Linked DNA regions of Homo sapiens: region 1 is linked to region 2. A link is a loop called in an ENCODE intact Hi-C map of the cell type or tissue named here. Cell type or tissue: heart right ventricle. All regions are shown on one strand.

Region 1 (5,000 bases), 350 kb after region 2:
CTCAAACTCCTGACCTCAGACGATCCGCCCGCCTTGGCCTCCCAAAGTGCTGGGATTATAGGCGTGAGCCACTGCATCTGGCCAGGAGTCTAGTTTTAAAAGTCCCATTTCATATGTGTATTTTCAGTTCAGGCTCCTCTTGGGGCTCTAGACCCATTTCCAGCTACTTTCCTGACAGCTTTTTTATTTTTATTTTTTTAATTGTTAACATGTCTACTTGGATGGTGCATGTCCCTCAGTCTTCTGTCCCAAATTGAACTTATGTCTTATGTCCCAAGTTGAATTGAAGTATGTCCAAATTTTCTTTCCTTTTAAAACTGGCTCTCCAGTATTTCCCATCTTGGCAAATGGCACCACACATTCATTCAGGTTTCTAAGTCAGAAATTTGGGAGTCAGAAATCTCTCTCAAATTTGTCTAATGCCCTCTGTAAGAGTGTATGGGTGTTTTAGACTATCTTTTAAAGTAACTCTGTCACAGTAGGAATGTAACCTGAGTATTAACAAGAGACAGATATGTTTCAAGGAGAAAGGACTCAGTGTTTCTTAACATTTGTTAGAATAGCCTTTATGTTAGCCTTTGAAAATTTTGCTTTGAAATAAGTTCCCTGCATAGTAAATAACATAAATGTAAAATGTGTTGATATGCATATTTATGCTATTCATTGACAGGTATTTTAGTGTTTACAGTGTGTTGGGCATGGTTCTAAACACTGGGGATTCAGCAGGGAACAAGACAGGCAAGGTCTGTGTCCTCATGGAGCTTCCATCCTAGCTAGGACAGACCGACTATGAACAAGCAGACGTCTTTAACTTCAGACAGTCCGTACCACGTCGAAGGCATTAAAACAGACTAGAATGATAGAGTGTGATGGTGGGAGGCTGGCAAGACAACATTAGGAAGGGAGGTCAGGGAAGACGTCCCTGAAGAGACCGCAGCCAAGCTGAGCCCCAGTGTGCTGTGTGAACATGGGGGGAAAGGATCCCATGCAGAGGGAACACCCGGTACATGCACACAAGACTAGGAGGAGCTTGGTGTGTGTCAGGCACAGAAGGAATGAAGTAAAGAACCTGTGGAATTCCCTTCATGATGCTAGTCTCTTAAAGAGTGAAGTCATTATTTTAAAAAAATATGGTTGGGTGATTTACATGTACTTGTAACTCATTTCACCTCACAGTAGTTTTTAGGCAGATTGGTTCACTGTTAAGCACCACTGTGAGCGAACAGTTTGATAGTTGTTGGAAACTGGTTTCTTGGTGATCTTAGCACCTCTACTTCCCTCTGGGCCTGAGTCAGAGTTAATCTGTTAGATCATTTGTTCATTCATTCATTCATCTATTTTCTAGACATTGTCTGTTTGCGCTACTAAGATAAATAAATCACAGTGCTTGCTATCAAATAACTCACAGCCTATTGGTGGAGGCAGAAAAATAAGCAGGCATTGTTTATAGCACAGTATACACAGGGAACAAGCCAACAGGGTGCCTCCTGGAAAAGAATACCTCCACTGGGTCTTCACATGAGTGAGTAGGAGACAGCCTAGACTCAGAAGGGTGGGGAGGGTATTTTAAGCAGAGGGAGTTCCCTGACAAAAAGACATGGATGTGTGAGAGTAGGACACATTCAGGGAATTCAGGTTTGACTGACTGGGCGTGGATGAGAGTTGAGGCTAGGATAGTGGTCCTCAACATTGGCTGCATATTAGAACCACCCAGAGAGGCCCTAAAAACATCTCAGTGCTCAGATCATATTCCAGACTGATTTCATCAGAATCTCTCCGGGGGCTGGACTTGGGCATCATTATTTTCTAAAGCTCCTCTTGTGATTTTGGTCTTCGGTCTGTGCAGCTGAGGCCAAGAACCACAGTACTGCTTGGACTCTGTGGGACATAGCTCTGGAGCTGACTTTCACTGTCACTTGCTTGCCAGTGCCTCCCTTGTTGTCAGAGACTCAAGAATGTGGCTGCCTGTCTGTGAGACCTTCCAGCCCTATCTAGTCCTCTGGCACCCAACCTCTTATGAGTTCGACCTGTGCTGTTTGCCAGGCTCATGTCCACTCCCACCCCCTGTGCTCTCCATCTTCACTGATCCTGCCCCGTTGCCACCTGCTGTCCTAGCACCATACTCCCCTAGAAGCCATTTTGGTGTATTGGCTATTAAATTTCATTTAGAAATCCAAGCTGTTCATCTCCTTATGAAGAGTTACCATTAAATTTCCTGTTTCTTTTATTTTGAGAACTGTCCTAAAGCCAATTATATTGTGATTCCGTTTTAAGAGATCGAGAAAAAAAGATAACAGTGTTAAAGGAATTACCGTACTTTAAAGGTGATTACATTGTTGATGTGTGTTAGATTTGGACTGCCTTTTGTGCTGCACTTAGAGAAGACAATAGCTTGGGACCTTCTGCAGAAGGAAATCTTGGAGAAGATGAAGTATTTCTTGAGGCCCACGGTTTGCATTCAGGTTTGTAAGCATTTTGATATTCCAGCATAGCATGGGTATATACTCAGTGAAGAAACAAACATTACAATGAAATTTGAGTTTCTTGTGTTTAGATTTCCAGGACTGAGAATTTATCCCTCATTTTATGAAAGAGCTAGCCACTGCAAGGTTTTCCTTGAACTGCTGCATATTCCTTTATAATATTTATCTAATAACGTTCAATACATGATCAGCTTGGAAAGGATTTAGTAGAATGTCTATCTGTATATGTTAAAAATTATTACTATGTTAAGGTATCCGTGGAAGACCATTAAGCTGATGTTTAGTAAAGGCAATGTGTTACTTGTCTTGCATAACATATTTGATACGTAAATCGCATTTGGGTAAATAATATTTAAAGTGTATTAGAGTGGCTCAACAACCTTATAGAATCTTATAGTGAAGCATTTTGCAGAATAAACAGTTTACTGTAACTCTAATCTGTTTTGGAAATGCCACTGTGAAACAGATGCCCTTGAAGAAAAATTTGGCTTAATTCTCATCTAACATCTGATGCAGGTGTGTCCATTCAGCTTGCGTGTGGTCAGTGTTGTTGGAATAACATATTTGCTGCCCCAGGAGGAGCAGCCCTTGTGCCACCCAATAGTAGAAAGGTAAAAAAAATTTTTTTTTAAATTACCTTTTAGAATCTCACACATATTCATGTGTGATTTCAAGTGATGTCTTATATAATTTCCACATAAGTGTGCAGGGTTCTTTAGGCTTATTTCGAAATTAAGTACTTATTTTACTTTTGATTTGTGCTTGGGTATATGTTTGATGATCTTTCTTGAAATAAGAAAAGCCCTGGAGGACTTGGGTTAGGAAAGCAAATTAACGTATGTCCTAGGACTGTAGATAAATTACACTTTCATATTCACCAGGAATGAAGTTTTGTAAAGTAACGTTCTAATCAGGCCACATTCTTCCTTAAAACCCTTATATGGCAACTTGTGGCCTAAAAAATAAAGCCCGTGTTCCACAATGTAAGAAGTTCTTCACAGTTTGAATTCCGCTTACTTTTGTCAGGCTTTGCTCTTCCTCTCCCCACTATCCCAACCTTTCAGCAGCATTAAAGTACAGATGATTGTTTGAACAGGCGATACTATTTTATATGCGTGCTTTGCATGTGTGGTTTCCTCCGTCCGTAATTCCTTTCCTTTAAGCCCTTTTTTATACTCTTCCTCCTCCCACCCCCAGCAACCTGCCCCATAGAATTAGTCACTCTACTCTGCTACCTCTGTGCTGTCTAAATCTGTTATAATACTCTATTGTATTAATAAAATAATATACATATATACACACTATGTATCTATGAATATATAATATACATGTGAAAACTCAAATTTTTTATAATAAAAATTATTATAATGATTTTTTCAACAAATATTGTAGTGCCTATATTTCAGGATTCTAAAAAAGCATACAATATGGTCCTGCTTGAAAGCTTACTGTTTGGGTTTAGAGATGAGAGTTAGTAGACAACAATCCAAAATATTGCATAACAAACAAGATGAGATAGGTAATATTAACTGAGTTCTGGGTTTCTCAGGAGATGGCAAGGAGCCAGTGAACTTGGGACGGGGGTAGCTTTGGAGGAAGGAGGAAGAAGGGTGCAGTCTAGAGCAGGCATGGCATGTTGGTGGAGAGGTGGAAAGGTGCAAGGGGCGACTTTGTTCCCAGGGGACTACCGTCCAGTGTCTGTTTGGGTGGGTGAAAAATTGGGCAAGAAATTGGGAAGGTCATAATGACTATCTGAGAGTGATCATCAACCTTATGACACTAAATTTCTTCCAACCTCTTTATTATTAGTACTGTATTGGGCTTTTTAATTTAAGGGTTTTTCAGTTTAGTTGAAATGTAGTTATTAAATCAGTGGTTATAGTGGTCTTGCTGAAAACTTTTTTCTGATGGGGAACTATGATGAAGATTTTCATTAATCACCTGAAATTATGATTTTGGGTAGGACATAATCACATTAAGTAAAATCATTTGTTTAGAAAATAATATGTGGCTTCCCTCTCCACTTCCCTGGTTCTATAGGGCATTAAAATCTTGTGGACCAGGTGGCACTGCTCATGTGAAATTAGTAGTCGAGTGGGACAAGGAGACAAGAGATTTGTGAGTATTTTTAAAGTTAGTGTTTATAGAAACATTGTTTTAATTATCATTTTTATAGCACACCTTTGATATGTTAAATGAGCTGAAACACAAATCTCTCTTCTCTTTAGCTAAGTATCCAGGTGTGTTGTTAACCCTTTATTTAAGCAGTTTATTATTCCTTTCCTATACATTCTCTCTTCCCAATCCCAGAACCTTAGAACATTTGTTCACTGCTGAAAGAGAAGCTGTATACTCATTAGCTACTATATAGGTTCAATTTACTTTGATTTTTATTACAGGCCCATTAATTCTAGAAAGCAATGTCAGATGCATGTTCTTAGATGTAAAGGACAGGAATATGTGGTTTAACCAGTACAGTTCATGGCCAAACCCAGAAAAATCAAGTTAGTTCTGGAA
Region 2 (5,000 bases):
TCTTCATTCACAGAATTCTAAGGCTGGAGCTGGGGGGTTGGAAAGTTACCATCTAGGAGCTTTGTTCCTCACATTCTCTTGTGAATTTGTGGCTACTACAGAGCTCACTTTTCTGGTTGGGGTTACATCCAGTTCTGTGGGGTTGGGGGAGTGGGAGTGGGGATGGAGAGGTGGTGGCTCCATGCATTTAAGCTTTTTTGTTTGTTTCCTTCTGAGTGAGCTGGCTTCTGGGAGCTGGTGTTGGATTTGAGTGATGCCTGGTGGTTCAGCATCATGGGTTTGGTTTTGGAGATAAGCAGTTTTTGACAGCTTTTGTGCACAAATTTGAATCAGGCTTGACTCTAGGCAGGACATGGATTCAGAAGGCGAAAATGGCGCTTTTGAGCTCCATAGGCTGCCTCCTCTGCTGGGCCGCAGTGGAAACAGCCCTCCCTCCCATGCCTGGCCCAAGCCCCCTTGGCCCCCAGTCTTTGGCCCTTTGTACTGTTCTGCACCACCCTTAGCGCCCAGACTTTTACCAGCTTCCCCACCCATTGTGGCCCAAAGTGATTAGATATCTAGTTGGGATTCTCTGAAATATGTAGTACAGATATTTTCCTGGCTTCAACGCAGATAAAACAATGTTTTCTTTTGGTGATTAATCTTAATTTTGGCAAGCATCAGGAAGGGTTCCCCCGCCCCACAGGTAATGTGCTGTTTATAATCAGCCATGTTTCCTGGAAGGCTGAGGTAGTTCTTTATCTAACAGTTTTTACTTTTTATTTTTTTTGAGACAGAGTCTACACTCTGTTGCCCAGGCTGGACTGCAGTGGTGTGATCTCGGCTCACAGCAACCTCCAGCTCTTGGGTTCAAGCGCCTCAGCTTCTGGAGTAGCTGGGATTACAGGCATGCACCACCACGCCTGGTTAATTTTTTATATTTTTAGTAGAGACGGGGTTTCACCATATTGGCCAGGCTGGTCTCGAGCTCCTGACCCCAGATGATCCACCCACTTCAGCCTCCCAAAGTACTGGGATTATAGTCATGAGCCACCTCACCCGGCCTAGCTAACAGTTTTTAAAGGGAATTCTCTGATAAATTTGTTCATCCCCAACATGTTCCCCTTTTCCATCTCCTAAAATGACAATGTGAGTATAGCCAAGTATACATGCCCAGTTCATTTTATATAACCAATGAATTCAGCTGATACACTGAAGCAACTTTTTATAGAATTATTTTAATTAATTTTTTTGCTTCTCACTGGTCAAACCCAATTTATAGAATTTTGTTTTTTGAGCTAGAATCTTGCTCTGTCACTCAGGCTGAAGTGCAGTGATGTGATCACAGTTCACTGCAGCCTTGTCCTCCCAGGCTCAAGTGATACTCCCAGCTCAGCCTCCTGGGGTTTACAGGTGCACATCATGCCCAGCTAATTTTTTCTATTTTTTGTAGAGGGGTCCTGTGTTGCCTAGGACATTTTTGAACTCCTGGGCTCAAACAGTCCTCCCACCTCAGCCTCCCAAAATGCTGGGATTACAGGTGTGAGCCACCACACCTGGCCTATGGAATAATTTTAAATGTAACAGGAAGATTCACTTATTTAAGTGTTCTTATGAAAATAATAAGCATTTTAAAGGCAAATATTCGTTTTCTAACTCATGGATTTCTGCCCATTAAGTCAAGTTCCACTGGCAGGTCTCCAGCGCTTAGCTGGGTGTCCCACAGCGGTTGCTGTTACAACATTTCCTTCTCAGCAGTTTATTGGGCTTCCCAGAAGTGAAGGGGAACAGAGCAAATATAAGAAGTTTGGAGACCTGTTAGCTCAAGGCTTTTTTTTCCCTTCTTTTGATATAGTTCTAAGGCTGTGGCATGTACATTTTGGCCAGAAGGGGGCGGACAGGAGCCAGAGGTGGCGCTGCTGTGCACACTATTCAGAGACTGCACTGAAACCCACCTTCCTGTCTGTCCAGCGGTGAGCCTGGAAGCAAGTGCTTTGCCCAGTCATTTCCTCTGCCCTTAGGGAAATATGTCAGAAACTACTTGATATTAAGCCCATAACTTGGGTCTTAGAATCCATTGTTATGTGTGGAATGCTAATAGTTACCAAATTATTTGATTTTATGTTTTGTTTTTTTGTTTTGCTTTGTTTTAGAGGGAGTCTTGCTCTGTTGGCCAGGCTGGAGTGCAGTGGCGCGATCTTGGCTCACTGCAACCTCTGCCTCCCGGGTTCAACCAATTCTCCTCCCTCAGCCTCCCAAGGAGCTGGGATTACAGGTGTGCACCACCACGCTCAGCTAATTTTTGTTTTTCTTTTAGTAGAGATGGGGTTTTGCCATGTTGGCCAGGCTGGTCTCGAACTCCTGACCTCAGGTGATCCGCCTGCCTTAGCCTCCCAAAGTGCTGGGATTACAGGCATGAGCTACCGCGACCAGCCCAAATTATTTACTTATTCCTCAAACCACCAGATATGTTGACATATAGCAGTTCAGTGTGTTTGCTTTTTTAAAGTTCCCATCTGGTATAATCGAAGTAGGAATTTTGAAAGACATAAATAACCTCTCAGTATCATGTTAAAATATGAATTCTGTGAGGAACAGTGGGGAATACCTTGCAGTATCTGGTTTTCACGTCATGCTTATTTTTCAAATTTATGATCCTCATGCATGAGTTAATTCAGTATCTAGGCAGGAACTTGTGAATACTAGCTTCCATATATCCACCTTCATCCTGGTGAGTTTTTTCTCATGTCTACACCAGAAAGGCTGGTAACAGTATATATACATTGTATGTTCTTTAGATCAGTCCAAAGTGTTTGTGAAGGTGTTTACTGAAATTGACCGGATGCCCCAGCTCCTGGCCTACTACTACAAGTGTCACAAGGTAAGAAGCTGTGCGCGATGACAGTTGTGCAGTTGTGGAATGCTCATAACTCTGGGTCACAGAATCGCAGGTTCATAATTCAGAAGGTAAGAACATTTGTCTCCTTGCCCTCTGGCTGTTTTTCTCTTAGTTAGCCAGTAGGGGGTGCTCTTGGTCTAGCATATGGATTTGTTTAATTGCCAGTTGGAAAAAGTTATCCGTTTTCATTCTCTTTTCTGTTTACAGCTGGATTCATTATAGACTTGAAACGTTGTTTTAATTTATTCTCATTTTTGTCTTTTAAGGGAGATTTATGTCTTAAGCTTTATTACACCCTCAGAAGGCAGTAAGAATTTCTCTTTTTTTCTTTAGAGATAGGGTTTCACTATTTTGCCCAGCCTGGAGTGCGGTGACTATTCACAGATCCGATCATGGTGCACTACAGCCTTGAACTCCTGGGCTCAAGTGATCCTCCCGTCTCAGCCTTGTGAGGAGTTGGGACTACAGGCGCGTGCCACTCCACCTGGCTTGGAATTTTATGTTTTCTAGGTTTGCTGAAGTTAGATTGCCAAAAAACTTGACAGCTTCCTGAACTGACCTTAATTCCTTCAAGTCCAGTGCTCTGTGTCTTTTAAGCAGTGATGTTAGGACATGAAGCTTAAACATACATGTCTGCCCGCTCTTGCCCCAACATCTATTCAGAAGAGTGATGGTGTGCCAAGTGGTTGCACATTACATGTTTTTAGGGCAGGATAAATGGAGAGGGGATCACATCCGCAGGGTGACAGATTAAAGCTGTGAATCAGTGCAGATAACTGCAAATGTTTTTTTTTTTTTCCTGCCTTTCTTTGAAGTGAATGGACCTCACTGGGCTGCCCAGTGAGCCCATTGAGCAATCCGTGATTACGCTGGGTAGCAGGGCAGGGCAGTGTTCACAGGCAACCTATGTTGACGTACCCAATAAGGTTCCCTTTGTTCTGTCTCTGCAGGTGCAGCTTTTAGCAGCCTGGCAAGAGCTGTGTCAAAGTGACCTATCCCTGGACCGGCAGCTTACCGGACTCTATGATGCCTTGCTTGGTGCTTGGCACACACAAATCCAGTGGGCTACACAGGTAACAGCTCATTTTTGTTCTAGGGAGAACAGAGTCTGTGGTGACAAGGGAACGGGTGACTGCCTCGGGAGTGGCCACCCTCAACTGCAGAGCACAGCTCAAAGAACTTCCCCGTTTGTTGCTGTCATTCAAGGGGTTAAAAAATAACCAGTTAGGCCGGGTGCGGTGGCTCACACTTGTAATCACCACACTTTGGAAGGTCGAAGTGGGCGGATCGTTTGAGCCTAGGAGTTCGAGACCAGCCTGGCCAACACGGTGAAACCCCAACTCTACAAAAAATGCAAAAGTTAGCCAGGTGTGGTGGCACAATTACTAAGGAGACCGAGGCAGGAAGATTGCTTACGTCCAGGAGGTTGAGGCCACAGTGACTATGGTCGCACCACTACACTTCAGCTTGGACAACAGAGCAAGCAAGACTGTCTCAAACAAACAAACAACAAAAGAAAAAACGATAACCAGTTAAATGGTTTAAGTTTAAAAGATAAGCTTAGAAATCCACGTCAGTGAAATCTTTAGGTCTCCACTGAAACTCTTCTTACCACTCTTATCTATAACTTAAATAGGACCTAATGTGACAATGCCGCCTGTTGTCCAGCAAGGGAGCCTGTGGAATTCCTGAAGGCCATTTTCTTCCCATCTAAAAGCAGGAGGCCCCTCGTCAGGTGGTGTTCGAATGAACAGGAATGTTTTTATCTTTACTTCAGGTAAAATTTACCTACCTGAAGTGAGTCTCCCTTGTTCTCATGATACACCAAGAAGTAGGGGAAGAGATAATTTTAAAGGTACCCCCTGACTAGGAGTGAGGAGAGACAGAGGAACTTTGTTTCAAGTGGCAACTATCCATCATTTACTTTCCTCAAGTCTCTAGGCATTTCCAGCCATAAAGGTTTTAAACCGTTGTTCTCTTGCCTTGAGACAGGAGGCACAGTAGAACCTCTTGTAAGCAGGGGAAGAGCCTGTCTTACTTTGCAGTAATGACTTACTGGGCCTGTTTCTAGTGTGGCTTATTTTATTTATTTTTTTCTTATTTATTTATTTTTTTTCTCCAA

The links. A loop is a pair of places that touch in the nucleus more often than their neighbours do. Peaks named below come from ENCODE experiments on the same cell type or tissue, not always from the same donor. Only the 100,000 strongest peaks of a DNase experiment are listed, where the experiment ranks them.
Region 1: a loop joins it to region 2, with 3 times the contacts of the local background. A loop is called at or near these places in 15 of 110 quality-filtered maps.

What each region holds. Positions count from the first base shown.
Region 1 is chr16:23,085,186-23,090,185 of GRCh38, reverse strand. It overlaps USP31 (ubiquitin specific peptidase 31), which reads left to right. Exons shown (of 16, transcript NM_020718.4): 8 at 2,351-2,462; 9 at 3,000-3,094; 10 at 4,524-4,601. Among named protein-coding and RNA genes, the nearest start is that of USP31, 62 kb to the left of the region's middle. In heart right ventricle, no CTCF peak of the experiment used is centred here; a DNase peak (open chromatin) is centred at 1,981; H3K27ac peaks cover 1,567 bases.
Region 2 is chr16:23,432,496-23,437,495 of GRCh38, reverse strand. It overlaps COG7 (component of oligomeric golgi complex 7), which reads left to right. Exons shown (of 17, transcript NM_153603.4): 5 at 2,778-2,860; 6 at 3,829-3,951. Among named protein-coding and RNA genes, the nearest start is that of COG7, 18 kb to the left of the region's middle. In heart right ventricle, CTCF peaks have their summits at 1,652, 1,856 (motif pointing right) and 2,989 (motif pointing right); DNase peaks (open chromatin) are centred at 1,905 and 2,905.